Linked DNA regions of Homo sapiens: region 1 is linked to region 2. A link is a contact called in ENCODE Hi-C or POLR2A ChIA-PET data. All regions are on one chromosome and are shown on one strand. The core of a region is the stretch at or near the end of the contact, and the rest is flanking DNA. Distances in the headings are between cores, read along the strand shown. Region 1 has its middle 45 kb from the start of MIR5702. Region 2 has its middle 180 kb from the start of MIR5702.

Region 1 (7,070 bases), core at 360-2,859, 130 kb after region 2:
CATAAGGAATTGATTCCTGATTGTAATTTTGGGGAAAAATTGTGCTGGAGTTAAATTTGACAACATAAAAAGCAAAAATGTTGAAATTTTTGCATATCCTTTAACCTATATGTTCTCCTAAGAATTTGTCCTGGAGGAAATAGTCATAAGTAGTCACAAAGATATAATTATAAGATGTTTACCATAGCATTATTTGTAACAGTGAAAATACTAGTGACAAGCTATATTCAAGCAATATGAGATTATAAATTACAGCACATCTGTAAGATGGGATTGTAGGTAGCCAGCAAAATTATACTATAGAAACATATCTAATATGAAAAGGTAATTTATGATATAATATATAAAAAGCAAAACATGAAACAGTTACTGAGCGTCAGCATATATGTATGAGAATCTGGAAACCTATATGCCAGATAATTATAAGTGATTAGAAGTGATTATCTCTGGGTAGTAAAATTTTATTATTTTTAGTTATTTACATTCTACATAAGGAACATAGAGCTGTAATAAATGTAAAATTGTGCACTTAAAGTTTTTTTTTACTTGTACATTACCAATTTGTGGACTGTTTAGAAGGTGTTAGAATAGAGCAGTTTAATTCAATCAAGTCAGGTGACTAGATCATGGAAACTGTTATTTACTAAGCTATTTCCTGAAATCAACAAGTTTTTTGTTTAATGAAAAGCCATTGAAACCTGCAATATGTCAGACACACCATACTACACAACAAATTGTGTTTTCTCATTGATATGATGTGACTTCAGAACACACTGAATCTGAAATGTCTCTGGGATTTAGGACTAAGAACTGTAGTTATAGACTGTGAATTCCATGAAAGTAGAGATTTCATTGGTTCCATTAAGTAAATGTGCTTTGAATGGATGAATGATAAGATCACATGAATCATTAATCTCCTACAAGATAGTCCTGAAGATAGCTTCCTAGATGACCTGAGGTCACATAATTACATCCTGTGCTGTGGCTGCCGCAAACAGCCCACATCCCAGGAACTTCTGAGGACAGGTTTTAATAGGTAGTTTTATATACATATAGAAAGAGAGCTGGAAAACGTCTCAGTATATACTGAGGCCATGAGGAAGCTGAAACCAGGGAGAGTTAGGAGAGAAAGACCAAGGACAGAATTTTGAGGAATAAAGATAGGGATGAGCTTCACTGTCTTCCCTGCCCGCATGTCCATCTGATCTTCAGATGTGGGATTTCACAGCTTCTCACAGCAGACTGAACTTCACCCTAGGTTCAAAAGAGCACAAAATCAAGGCTCAAAAGATCCCTGCCTGGCCAGACAAACATGTTGCCTTGTGCCTGAGATCTAGCCATCACATATTTATCCAATTGTCTCATATTTGACTTTTATTCTTAGTATCTTACTCCGAATTACTCCAGGATTTTTTAGACAAAGTGTTCTTGCTTTGTTTGAGCCAGAGCTCTCAGTTCTGGAGTCCTGAATCCTATCCATCTGAGACCCTCTGCTTCTCTGTACCTCTGCTATTTGCCTATTGCCAACTCCCAATTACTCCACCCACCTATCCAAATTCCCTCTTATTGCTCATTGCCAGACTTTGTCAGACTGTTTGTGTTGGCAGTTTCTTCACAGTGGATATTCTTGAGCTGTCTACCTTCCGTTGACCAAGCCTAGGGTCTGACAGGTAGAGGAATCATTTCCACAGTGACCCCCGCTTTATGCTTTCCTCTTTTGAGACGTGAGTCATTTAACTCCTGTTATATGTATGCAATTGGAAAAATTCTAGGTTGGTTATTTACTGGCTCAGTGTTGAGTCACTCTTGATACTTTAATTTTGGATTAACTGGATTCATGACTTTTTTTTTTTTCTTCACTGAAGTTCTTTTCCTTAGAAGGGAAAAGAAACACAGGTCTTCCTGGGCCCAGGTCTCCAACGCTTGCTGGGTGTTTGGCCAGTCCTCCTCTGAAACTCAGTCTGTCCTTGTCTCTGGGATCTTCTTTTTTTTTTTTTTTTTCCTTTTTTTGAGACAGACAGATTGTCACTCTGTTGCCCAACTGGAGTGCAGTAGCATGAACTCGGCTCACTGCCACCTCTGCTCCCGGATTAAAGCGATTCTCATGCCTCAGCCTCCCGAGTAGCTGGGATTACAGGCATGCACCACCGCGTCCAGCTAATTTTTGTATTTTTAGTAGAGATGGGGTTTTGCCATGTTGGCCAGGCTGGTCTCAAACTCCTAGCCTCAAGCAATACACCCACCTCGGCCTCCCAAAGTGCTAGGATTACAGGCGTGCACCACCACATTCAGACTGGATCTTCTTGATCTACATGGATCTAAAGTCTAAAATCTTGGATTTATTTTTAGACATTTGCTGAAGGTATTTGTGATGCTTTCCAATTGTGTTTGCTGTGACTGCCTTCAGGATGAAAGCACTCAGTTTCGATTGAATCCATTGGATGTATATTCTAAATGTCTGTCCTTATAATATCTTTTTGCCTTTTTTCTCTTTGTAAATTTGTCACAGTTGCTAAGGCCTGGACTTTCAAATGATTTCTCTTGCTCCTATCTATGACCAGACCAAAAAAAAGTTTTCACTAATAAAATAGCAGTATGTTCCCAGTGGATATTCAGGAGCAAGACTGATGATAAATTCTTGACTTTTGTCCTGGTACTTTTAAACTCTTCTTCTTTCAAGTCTGCTTTTTACTTCTAGACAATTCTCTAGATATACTGCTGTTCCTCCTCCTTTTCCTTCACATTAAAATTTTGAAACAAAAAATAACTCACTGGTCCACATGCCCCTCATGCCCACTGGTATACCCAGCAGTGCAGCTGTCTTGACCCTCTCGTGTCAACACATCAATCAATCAGTCATCCTTAAGAGAACATTTGTAAAGTAACTATGTTTTGAGCTTTTTGGTTCAGTTTTATTGGGATTTTTAAATAAACTGCATTCATTGGATATCCAACAGTAGCCCAAACATATAGGAACATAATCTGAAATATCACAGTTTCAAATTTCATAATTTGAGATATCACAAGAACTCAAAATAATCTGCCTTACTAATAATCTGCATTAAGGCTGATGGTATTCAATAAGAAAAGTAGAAAGTTCTTACCCAATGGGTTTAGAGCTGCCAACTTGGGTACAATAGAAATGATATACAGTTTTCAAAGCCACAAGTCAAAGATTTTACTTGCTGTTTTAGGGAATAGCTAATATACTATTTCATTTCACCTGTCTTGAGTTTTCTAAATGAATTAGACCCTAAGACAAAGGATGGTGGGCAGCTGGTAGACATCGCACCACACACACACACACACACACACACACACACACAATTTTTAAATTAAGTTATAGAAATTTTGTGCTCAGATTAGTAGAGCAATTATTCCATAGTACTTTATGCTTCTCTGATTTCTCTGATTATCAATTAGAATTCAATCGGAGCTCTTTGTTTGGAGAAAAATATATATTTGCCCCATAAGTAAAAATCCCATGGTTAGTGCCGAAATGAACATGGCAGGATTGGGGGCTGTAGGCCAAATCTTATTACCTTTTCTTCTATCTCTGGGCTTAGCCTTTCAACCATTTTGATAAAGCCAAAGTAAAGGTAAAATGGCAACAGAAGATTTAGCCCCACCTCCTCTGAGGCTTAAGACCCAGTGGAAAAGCTCAAACAAAAGTCCCAAAATTGAATCGTATTCATCCTGATAGGTATGACTTTGGTTACCGTGCCCGTAACAAATCCATCCTCCTAGCCAGTGGGATGGAATGTGCTGACTACTGTGGGCCATGTATGCACATGCTTTCAAGGCTGAAGTCTGGTGGCTATTTTTTTTTAAAAAAAAAACAAGAATTAATAATTGTTGGCAAGGATGTGGAGAAGAAGGAACTCTTGTACACTTTTGGTGGGAAGGCAACTGGTGCAGCCATTATGGAAAACAGTATGGAGTTTCCTCAAAAAACTAAAAATAGAACTACCATACAATGGGTAGATACTTGAAGGAAAAGAAATCAGTAGCTTAAAGAGATATTTTATACCCATTTGCACTCTCATTAAGACCTTATTCATAATAACCACAACATGGAAACTAAGTGCCTATTGATGAATGAATGAATGAATGAATGAATAAATTGTGGTTCATATATACAATGAAATATTCTTCAGCCATAAAAAAGAAGGAAATTCTGCCATTTGCAGCAACATAGATGAACTTAGAGGACATTATGTTAAGTGCAATAAGCTAGAAATAGACAAATATTCTATCATCTCATTTGTATGCAGAATCTAAAAAAGTCAAACTCATAGAAACAGAGAGTAGGACAGAGGATGAGAGGTGAGAGAAATGGGGAGATGTTGATCCAAGGTTACACACTTTCAGCTATAAGATGAATAAGTTCTGGAGAGCTAATATAATATACAGCATGGGTGATTATGGATATGCTACTTATTTTGACTGTGGCAATCATTATACACAATGTGTACATTTATCAAACCATCATATTGCACTACTTGGATATATACAATCTTTACTTGTCAATTAAATATTTTAAAATTTAAAAATAGATATATGGATAGAAAAGACTGAAGTTCAGGGTGGCATCTGCTTCCCTGGAAATAAATGGTCAGAAGAAGGTTGAGGATTTTCTAGAGGAAAATTCCGGTAGGTGCCAGATGGAACATAAACAGCATCTCACTGATAGGCAAGGCCTTGCCCTCAAAGAGTTCATGTTCTAGAAGGTAAAGAGACAATGAGCAAAATACTTAAATAAGATAAATGTCAGACAGTGTTCAGTATTCTAAAGAAAATAAATCATATGATGACAGACTTACAAGTATAATAAATTAGACAAGATGATTAGAAAAAGCCTATCCCAGGAGGTAAATTCTCCATATAAGATTATATCGAGGCAAGTGAGGCTTTGTTTTATGTAATTCTTCGGTAAATACAAATTATTTCTTTTCAGGTTATTTAACACAAGTGTTTCTTAAGCATTGTTCAGTTTATTGGAGATGATTTATACAGATTTTCAACAGATGCTGGCAAATCTAAATATTTGTTCAGTTCTTAAGGTTGTTTGCTGAGGGAAGTATTTTGTATTTTTACATAATTGCATTTGTTTGTATGTGACCTGGGTTTGTTGCAACTAATTGTCTGATGATCTCAAATTTGTCTGCAATCAGTACAATGAGAACCCTTTTGTTGTCTTTTCCACTTTAATTCTTTTTTTCATCTGATAATTACCATTGTCTAAAGAGTTACAAAAGGGACCACACTAAGAAAAGATACACATGGGGATTTTTTTCAAAAACTAATTTGGACAACTAATTTATTCAATTAAATAAGTGCTCCCGCCTGAGCTGGAGGCAGCATCTTTGCAGACCACATCTATGAGCAGAGGGGCACAACCACATTTTGTGGGAGATGCATTTCAGCATCAGGAGGCAGTTAAGTTTTCACAGGTCATCCAAGGACTAAATGGACAATAGCTCACAAGTCTTTACACCTCAATTCCAGAGAAAAGCTCTGTGCAATTACTACTGTCTTACAGCTGTGGGGACTGAGGCACACACTGGCAAGAAAATTACTTTAGGAACTATCTTCCAGCAGGATCAGGAAAGAACTGGCCTCTGCCGAACACTGCATTCGAGTGAGCTTGTGTCCCAGATATCAGGATATCAGTCTGTCTAGGTCCCAGCTGTATTCCCAGTAACTGGCAGAGTTCCTGGGACAAAGTAGGTACCTGCATTCACTTTCTATTGTCACAGTAACAAATTACCACAAATTTGGCAGCTTAAAACATTTACTATCTCACAAATTCTGTAAATCCAAGGTCCAGGTATAATATATTGTGGCTCAGGGAGAGCCCTCAGCTTAGAGTCTTATAGGCTGAAGTCAAGGTGTCAGCAGGACTGTGTTCCTTTTGGGAAACTTTGGGGAAGGACCCATTTTCAAGTTCACTCAGGTTGTTGATCAAATTCAGTTCCTTGTGACTGTAAGACCGAGGTCCCTGTTTGTTTTCTGGATGTAAACTGAGGACTAATGCAAAAGAGGCCATCTGGCTCATGGCCTCCTTCATCTTGAAAGCCAGCATCGATGCACTGAGGCCCCCTCTCATGCCTTGACTCTCCCTTGCCTCTTCTTCTGCTGTATTTCTCTCTGACTCTTCTCCCTTCCCTTTAAGGGTCCATGTGATTATATTGAATATTCCAGAATAATATCCCTATTTTAAAGTAATCTGCAAAGTCCCTTTGCCACATGAAGCTAAAATATGACAGGTTCTAGGGGTTAGGGCGTGAATATCTTTGGAGGGGGCATTATTCTGTATGCTGCACTTAATTTTTTTTTCTTTTTAAAATTTTATTGTATTTTACTTTAAGTTCTGGGATACATGTGCAGAACGTGCAGGTTTGTTACATAGGTATACATGTGCAATGGTGGTTTGCGGCACCTGTCAACCCGCCATCTAGGTTTTAAGCTGTGCATGCATTAGGTATTTGTCCTAATGCTCTACTTCCCCTTAGTCCCCACCCCACAACAGTCCCCGGTGTGGTGTTCCTCTCCCTGTGTCCATGTGTTCTCATTGTTCAACTCACACTTATGAATGAGAACATGCGATGTTTGGTTTTCTGTTCTTTTGTTAGTTTCCTGAGAATGAAGGTTTCCAGCTTCATCCATGTTCCTGCAAAGGACATGAACTCATTCTTTTATGGCTGTATAGTATTCCATGGTATATATGTGCCACAATAAATTAACACCTAACAGCAGATGTTAATAATATTGTCTAGGCCGTGCAGCAATATACCTGAAGATTGAATTTGATGCATCGGGTACTTGTGTAGACAAACATAAGAGGAAAGAAGAAAACATTATTGCACACACATTCTGTACCAGGCCTAGACTTAAGTGTTTTCTCATGAAAGCTTTCTTTGAACACAGGCTTTGTGAGCAAGCATGTCATCCCTAATTTGTAATGAGGATATTGAGACTCAAATTAATTATGTGACCTGTAGCAGAGCCTTCTAAATTGAAGTTTATGTGGTTTTCTCTCACGCACAGTCTCTTCATGCTTAGATCTG
Region 2 (6,655 bases), core at 721-3,220:
GGCAACATAGGGAGACACCATCTCTACGAAAAATAAATTAACCAGGTGTGGTGGCATGCACCTGTGCTCCCAGCTACTTGGAAGGCTAAGGTGGGAGGACGGCTTAAGCCTAGGAATTTGAGGCTGCAGTGAGCTGTGATTGCACCACTGCACTCCAGCCTGGGAAACAGAGCAAGACCCTGTCTCAATAAATAAATAAAATAATTAACTAAAAATTTCAGAAAAAATAAATAATCCATTTGCTCCCAAAAGATCTCCAAGAGAATACTACCATGACCATACAGGCAGGATAATTTATCCTTGATCATGAGTAATACATTTGTCTTTGCATTTTTGTATTGGTAGATAAACAGCTCATATTATGAAAAATCATTATGAAACAGCTCTTAAAGACATAAGGAAGAGGAACATGGATAAAAAAACAGGTAGTAGAAGTTGGTGGGAGAAAAGGGATAACAGATCACCCTTAAACAAGCCAGAAACTTAATTATCACCTTTAGTTAAATCCAAACACCCAGTCTCCTGTTTCAAGGAGACCAACTCACAGAATATTTTTCATGACTAACCTTATGTTTGCAACTGAAGATTAAAAACTAAATATTATTTGACAAGTTTTTATATGACGACATAAAGAGTGGCTAGTGCCCGCTGTTGACTCAGACATTTCTGCCAACCTCTTTTGCCTGCCAAAATATAGCTTCAATAAGCACACATAAATTTTATTTTTAATAAATAACCACAAAATAGTTTCATAAACATACTAAACTGTGGATAATTGTAGCTCACAATGAGTATGTGTTACAGTTTCGGTAAATAGAAGTTACACAGTCTGAAGCTGGCACACGCTAACCCCATCGTATGGATTGATGTCAAACCAGCTCACGCTGGAACACCCTGGTGATTTTCTTGGTAAGCGGCCTATGTGCTAACTACTTGGGCTCCTGCCTTCTTCCAGCAGTCCTCCTGTTAGTCTACGCAGACATTAGGTTTCAGAGTCCTGAGAATTTAAAAGGATAGCTGAGGTCTCTGCTTGGTGTCCCAAAGGGTCTTTGCGGTAAGAAAAGTTCCTTATGCCCTGACCAACATGTAGACACCTATAATACTTTAAAATGAATAAATAAAGGGCATTTGGGGAAATAAATACTGATGTGATGAGAAGGAACCAGTGAGAATAAACTGTTCTTTCTAACTAACTTTTCTTGGAATTTACATGTTCCTTTTACTCAAAAGATCCTTTTGGAAGAGTGTATTGCCTTTTCCTCTGTTGGCAGACATTTCTTTCTCTTTTTTTATTTTTTTATTCCTTGAAAAAAGCAGCTTATTGAAAGCTTAATGAGTTTTTCTTTTCTGTGTTAGAAATCAGGTTTATTTTTAAGCTTCTTTGACCACACATGTGCTTTGATGAACTTCCCTCCCATTCGTGGAAAAGAGCTCTAGGTTCCTAACACTTCCAGCTCCAATTCTCCACATTCTCCTTCACTTCACATCGACCCCTGGGAAACTTAGAGTGAGAAAAAGTCAAAGGGGGAATTTTTTTTTTTTTTTTGTAATGTACTGAGCTTCCTTTTGAAGACGAGGAAAGAGAGTTTTATCTTCAGTAAAAACAGGCCCTTTTGTGGAAAGGAGACGTGATGACTGATCAAACAGCATTCAGCATTCCAGGGATGCCAAGATATCGCTGGGTTAAATGGTGGAGATGACCCAAAGACCCTGCGCTGTTTGAAAATAAATAAAATTACTCCGGCAACATATTCCGCATTCCTGTTTGTACTCGGCAATCTACATGCTTTAGATTCTGCCTGTGGTTACCTTCACTCAGGTCTTAGCTCACAGTTGAATTTATTCAGTCAGAATTTACTGCAAACTTCCTTATGGGATGCATGAAACTGGGCCCTAGGATGGATGGGGCAGTGTGCATGGTAAGGAGGCAGGATAGAGCAAGAGGGTGGCCCTGACACCAGGAAGTGCTCAGCCTGAGGCCTTGGAATATTGCAGAGCCATGGATTAAGGGCCTCATGGGCACAGGGAGAGAGTGACTCACTCTGCTGGAGGTTGACCTCCATCAGGAGGAATGCCTCGTGGTGTTTTGTGACCTATGAAACATTGGCAGCCTGCAGTGCTGCCGCACAATTCTGTTATGTTTTTCAGCACTGCCAAGGGTAGATTTCTCATCTTAACCTCAGTCCTCCTCCAGTCTGCATCCTTTATAATCCTACACAACCCCCAGCAATGGTTCTCTAAGCACACCCTCCCTGACTCCAGTTAACCATTTTTTCTATCCTCACCCCAAATTAAATTCAACTCTCTTTGTGTATTTCTTGTTAAACAGCTATGTGTAGAAAGCTATGCAGGACACAGAGGTGCAAGATCTTGTGCATCAAAAAGCTTATCACCCAGTAGGAGAGTTAAACACGTAAAAATTTAAGTGGAAAAAAAATGTAATAGAACTGCAAGTGCTGTGAGCACTTAGACAAGGTAGTGACACACTTTGGTTCAGCGAGATTGTGAAGTTTTCACAAAGGTTCTGGCACATAAACTGAACCAAGATGCATGGACACGTTTCCTAGAGCTCCAAGGAACAGCATGAGCAAAAGACTAAAGTTATGTGGGTAGGCAGCCAAGGGTGTTTGAATTTGAGTGTGGCCAGGGCATAGGATAGTCAGAGAAACAGAAAAAGAGCTGAAAGGGTTGGTTCGGGCCAGATCAAATCCAAATCAAGGTAAGTAAAAGTTACTCTGTGAGTAATGGGGAAGAGTTGAAGTTTTCCTAGGAAAAAAATAACTTCCATTGCCCTGTGGTTAAGAATGCTAACCCTGGTCCTGGCTAACACGGTGAAACCCCGTCTCTACTAAAATTACAAAAAATTAGCCAGGCGTGGTGGCGGGTGCCTGTAGTCCCAGCTACCCGGGAGGCTGAGGCAGGAGGATGGCGTGAACCCGCGAGGCGGAGCTTGCAGTGAGCCGAGATCGTGCCTCTGCACTCCAGCCTGGGCAACAGAGCCAGACTCCGTCTCAAAAAAAAAAAAAAAAAAAAAAAAAAAAAAAAAAAAAAAAAAAAAAAAAGAATGCTAACGCTGGAAGCAGTGAGAAGGATTGATTAGACAGGATCAAGGCAGGAGCTGGAATGGACCCATGTAAAGGACCCAATAAGAGTGAGCATAGAAGACTTTTAGATAAGAAGCCCTGTAGAGGCTGAAATAAACGTTTTCCTAACATGGACAAGCAAGGCTCCACCGTCCTTCCACTTTTCCTTTTTTAGCAATCAAGCAAGCAACCAAAGACATCAGATGTTAATAAAATGAAATGGCTATAGACAGCACTGTACAGAACCAATAGAACCTTCCACAGTAATGGATACTAGGCACTTGATGTGGAATCACTCTGACTAAAGAACTGAATTTTTCATTTTGTTTAATTTTAATTACTTTTAGTTGGCATAGCCCTATGTGGCTAATCCTACTTTATGGGACCGTGTAGCTCTAAAGAATAAAATTATATTGACTGAACCAGAGATTCAAAGCATTTTGGAAAAATTTACATTATTCTTCTACCGGCCATCAGACTTCAGTGGTGTTGCTGGATTTAGAAGATGGTGTCTACCTATCAAAAGCCCCATGTTTACATATAAGAAGATGCAGTGCCTGTATTTAGCTCAGGCATGAAAAAACTTCAAAACATTTTCACTTTCAAAAGGGATCCCTTTGAGTTGTCCAGAAGGGCCATCTTATCTCCCTTCTACTCAGGATAGCCTATCAGTGGGCAGTAAGATCATGGAGGTCAGGAAGAGGGTGACTAGTTCTCTCTGACTTCAGAGAGGAGGACCTGTCCTCGACTATCTATTTTCCAATGAAAGTTTCCCAATAAGTCATTGCCCCATTATAACCTAAGCACAGCAGAATGGCCATGGTATGTCATTAAGTGTTTTTGTAAGTTGATTTGTGGTGTTAACTTTCTGGATCATAGAAATGGTTTTCCTCAGTATTTTTTCTTCTGTAGGTTTGGAGTCAAGAATTATAATCAGTTGCTAAGACTTTGAATTCTCCAGGTAGTTATTTCAAGAACATCCTTTTGCATGTTTCTTGGAAACTGATTCCTTGTTGTGTGAATTCAAATACATTATATGTGGTGGCTACTGGCCAGCTCTCAGGGCACCTGAACTTTTTGGCACTTCACTCCTTATATTCCATTATGGAATATGGTAAAATCTCTTATGCACTAAGTAAAACCAGGATTAGATAACTTTTTACTTGCTTATCTCTCCAACAAAATATATAAGAGGAGCACTGGAAGAAATTTAGCAATTAGAGACTATTAAAATAACATTTAATTTACACATTGATTATTTCTAGTAGAACAAGTGTTTTGAAGATGGCTACAATAATATGAATCTTTGATAACCTTTAAAACAGAACAGATTGCTCTGAAACCAGATGAAATAAATAGATCTTCCTAAAGCCAAAAGGAGAAATAATGCTTTTCAAACTGTGGGCCACAACCAGCTGGGTTATGAAATCAATTTGGTGGGTCAGACCAAATTTTAAAACTAGAACAGAATAGAAAATATCAGTGTACCTCACACATATTAAAGGTAGAAAATGCTGTATTATAAAACTATCAGTTGCGTTTGTGTCAGTGTGTTCTAAGTTGTGATGTAAAATAAGTATTTTTTACAGAGTGTTACTTTACCAAGAGCTTAAAAGTCACTGATTACCAAATGAGAGGACCTGAAGTTTCTTGCTGTTGTTCTAGGTAACAAATTGTTTGTTTTTTCATTGTTCTAGGTAACAAATACTTATCAAACATCTGTTCTATGCCTGATATTGAATTCAGTTATAAGGTGAATACATGGCTACTTCCTTCAAATAATGTATCATCTAACAACATATAGATACAAATAATTATAACACAATGAGCACTATAATAGACATGAAGAGGTAGATTAGAAACATGGCAGAGGGAGCCTCTACTTCTGCATGTGACAGAATGCAGAGAGGAGACATGACAAATACTTCACAGAGAGAGTGGCATTTGATGTCATCCTTGAAAAGTGACCTGGAGGAGCAAGAGAAAGGCATTCCAAGAAAACAGAACATTTTCTATAAAGGTTGAGATGTGACTTGTACTAGGCCTGGAGTCTGGAGTGGTACTCTAAATCTTACTGCACATTTTAGTCACTTAATATAGCCTTCAAACTTAGAGATATAGTGAAAATGGAGATAGTTTATTTTCATTATGTTTGAATTGTTAGTAATACGGTGGTGTTTGATTCAGATCTTAAAACCATCGCTTTTAAGAGCAAAGCTTTTCAAATGGAAGAGTTCCTCTCAAATGGGTCAAATGTTATGCTTCCTAGGGAAGAAAACAAAATTCATTTGCATTATAACAGGGTTTAGCAAGAAGTCATGTAAGGCTCAAACTCCTTTCTTTTGCTGGTTTGAACAAAACAAATATTTATTAGAAAACAAAATCATTGTACATTGTAATAGAATCAAGAAAATTAGGTCATGCTTTGTTATAACTGTTATTGGACATAGATCATTTAACTTAATTTCACACTTAAAAATTTAAATTACATGGTAGGGGTTGGGGGGGGTAGAAATTGAGGCCCAGAACATCAGGTATGTGTGTCATGAATAATCATAAAAGGCTTTAGAGCCAATTTAGGCAATATTGATAAGTATGAAAGTATAGAATTGAAAGTACTAATTCAAAATAAAACTTTTCATTAATTTTTTTCTTGGTATTATTTACACTGACTGTGACTATATTTGTTATTTATTTCAAATCATTCTGCTTTCTTTCCTTTTCCATGATTCCTCGTAGAAGAGCTTTTAGAATAGCGTTTCAACTCACAGGCTCTAAATGATATAGCAAGATCTAACAGAACTTTATATATTAAGCAAAGTAATAGCTAAAAAGAGATCAGCAATATATTATTGCAGACTAGGTAAATAATCTTAGTAATTCTTCTAAAGGTAACATGTGAATGAGCATTCTTTCTTTGTGATAGGAAAACTACTTTAATTACTTTTCAAACAATCTCAAAGGCTGAAAATGACCCTTGTATTTTAGATTTTGAAAATTCCATGAGAATTGCCGCTGTAAAGATTTTGACATGGCCTTGAGATGTAATCTTATTCCCCAAAAGTGACTGTTATTTTATTTTACCTTTTGAGAATAATGACTTTGATTTGAAATGAGAAAATAAATAATAATATTTCTAAGCTTTGCCGTAACACAGTTTCAAAACAAAAATTAAACCGTCCTGCTCAGGTACCTATTAAATTTTTCAGGTCTTAGAAGAAAGAAGCACAGTAATTATAATTGCAGACTCTACGAAAGACTTAAAAGTCAAACAAACCAAAAAGAATCATAACTTTTTAAAGAGGTTCTCAAGGGTTTTCCAGAATAAAAAAAAGTGATTATGAGTGAGTTTGTGTTTGGATTTGATTTTCATCCTGCAGGAGTGAACATTAAACCAAAAATACATATATCTTGGAGGAAAAGCTGCAGCTTCTTTCCCCAACTGTCTGAATGCTCTAATGTCAGATTTTTCAAATTCTTCTCTACCTTGGAGGAATCAGATATTTCCAGGAGCACCAGGATGGATGCTTTTCTTTTCAGCAAGACTTCAATTGTCTACCTGTTTATATAGG

Evidence for each region. Hi-C counts contacts between places; a loop is a spot of excess contacts on that map. ChIA-PET counts read pairs that join two places held with the same protein, here RNA polymerase II (POLR2A).
Region 1: a map of Caco-2 shows a loop between it and region 2 (2.1-fold over the local background). The contact joins two enhancer-like sites. A Hi-C loop is called at or near these places in 2 of 168 maps with a recorded cell type or tissue (Caco-2 and HepG2). POLR2A ChIA-PET finds 5 or more read pairs at or near these places in 2 of 52 experiments (A549 and IMR-90).

The regions. Positions count from the first base shown.
Region 1 is chr2:226,610,447-226,617,516 of GRCh38, forward strand. No RefSeq gene overlaps it. Among named protein-coding and RNA genes, the nearest start is that of MIR5702, 45 kb to the right of the region's middle. Within about 2 kb of position 1,610, at least 4 of the 41 ENCODE cell types and tissues checked have a DNase peak (open chromatin) inside an H3K27ac peak, as active enhancers do; they include IMR-90, where a contact is called at or near this core.
Region 2 is chr2:226,476,506-226,483,160 of GRCh38, forward strand. No RefSeq gene overlaps it. Among named protein-coding and RNA genes, the nearest start is that of MIR5702, 180 kb to the right of the region's middle. RefSeq lists an enhancer at 1,420-1,970 and a silencer at 1,608-1,902. Within about 2 kb of position 1,971, at least 15 of the 41 ENCODE cell types and tissues checked have a DNase peak (open chromatin) inside an H3K27ac peak, as active enhancers do; they include IMR-90, where a contact is called at or near this core.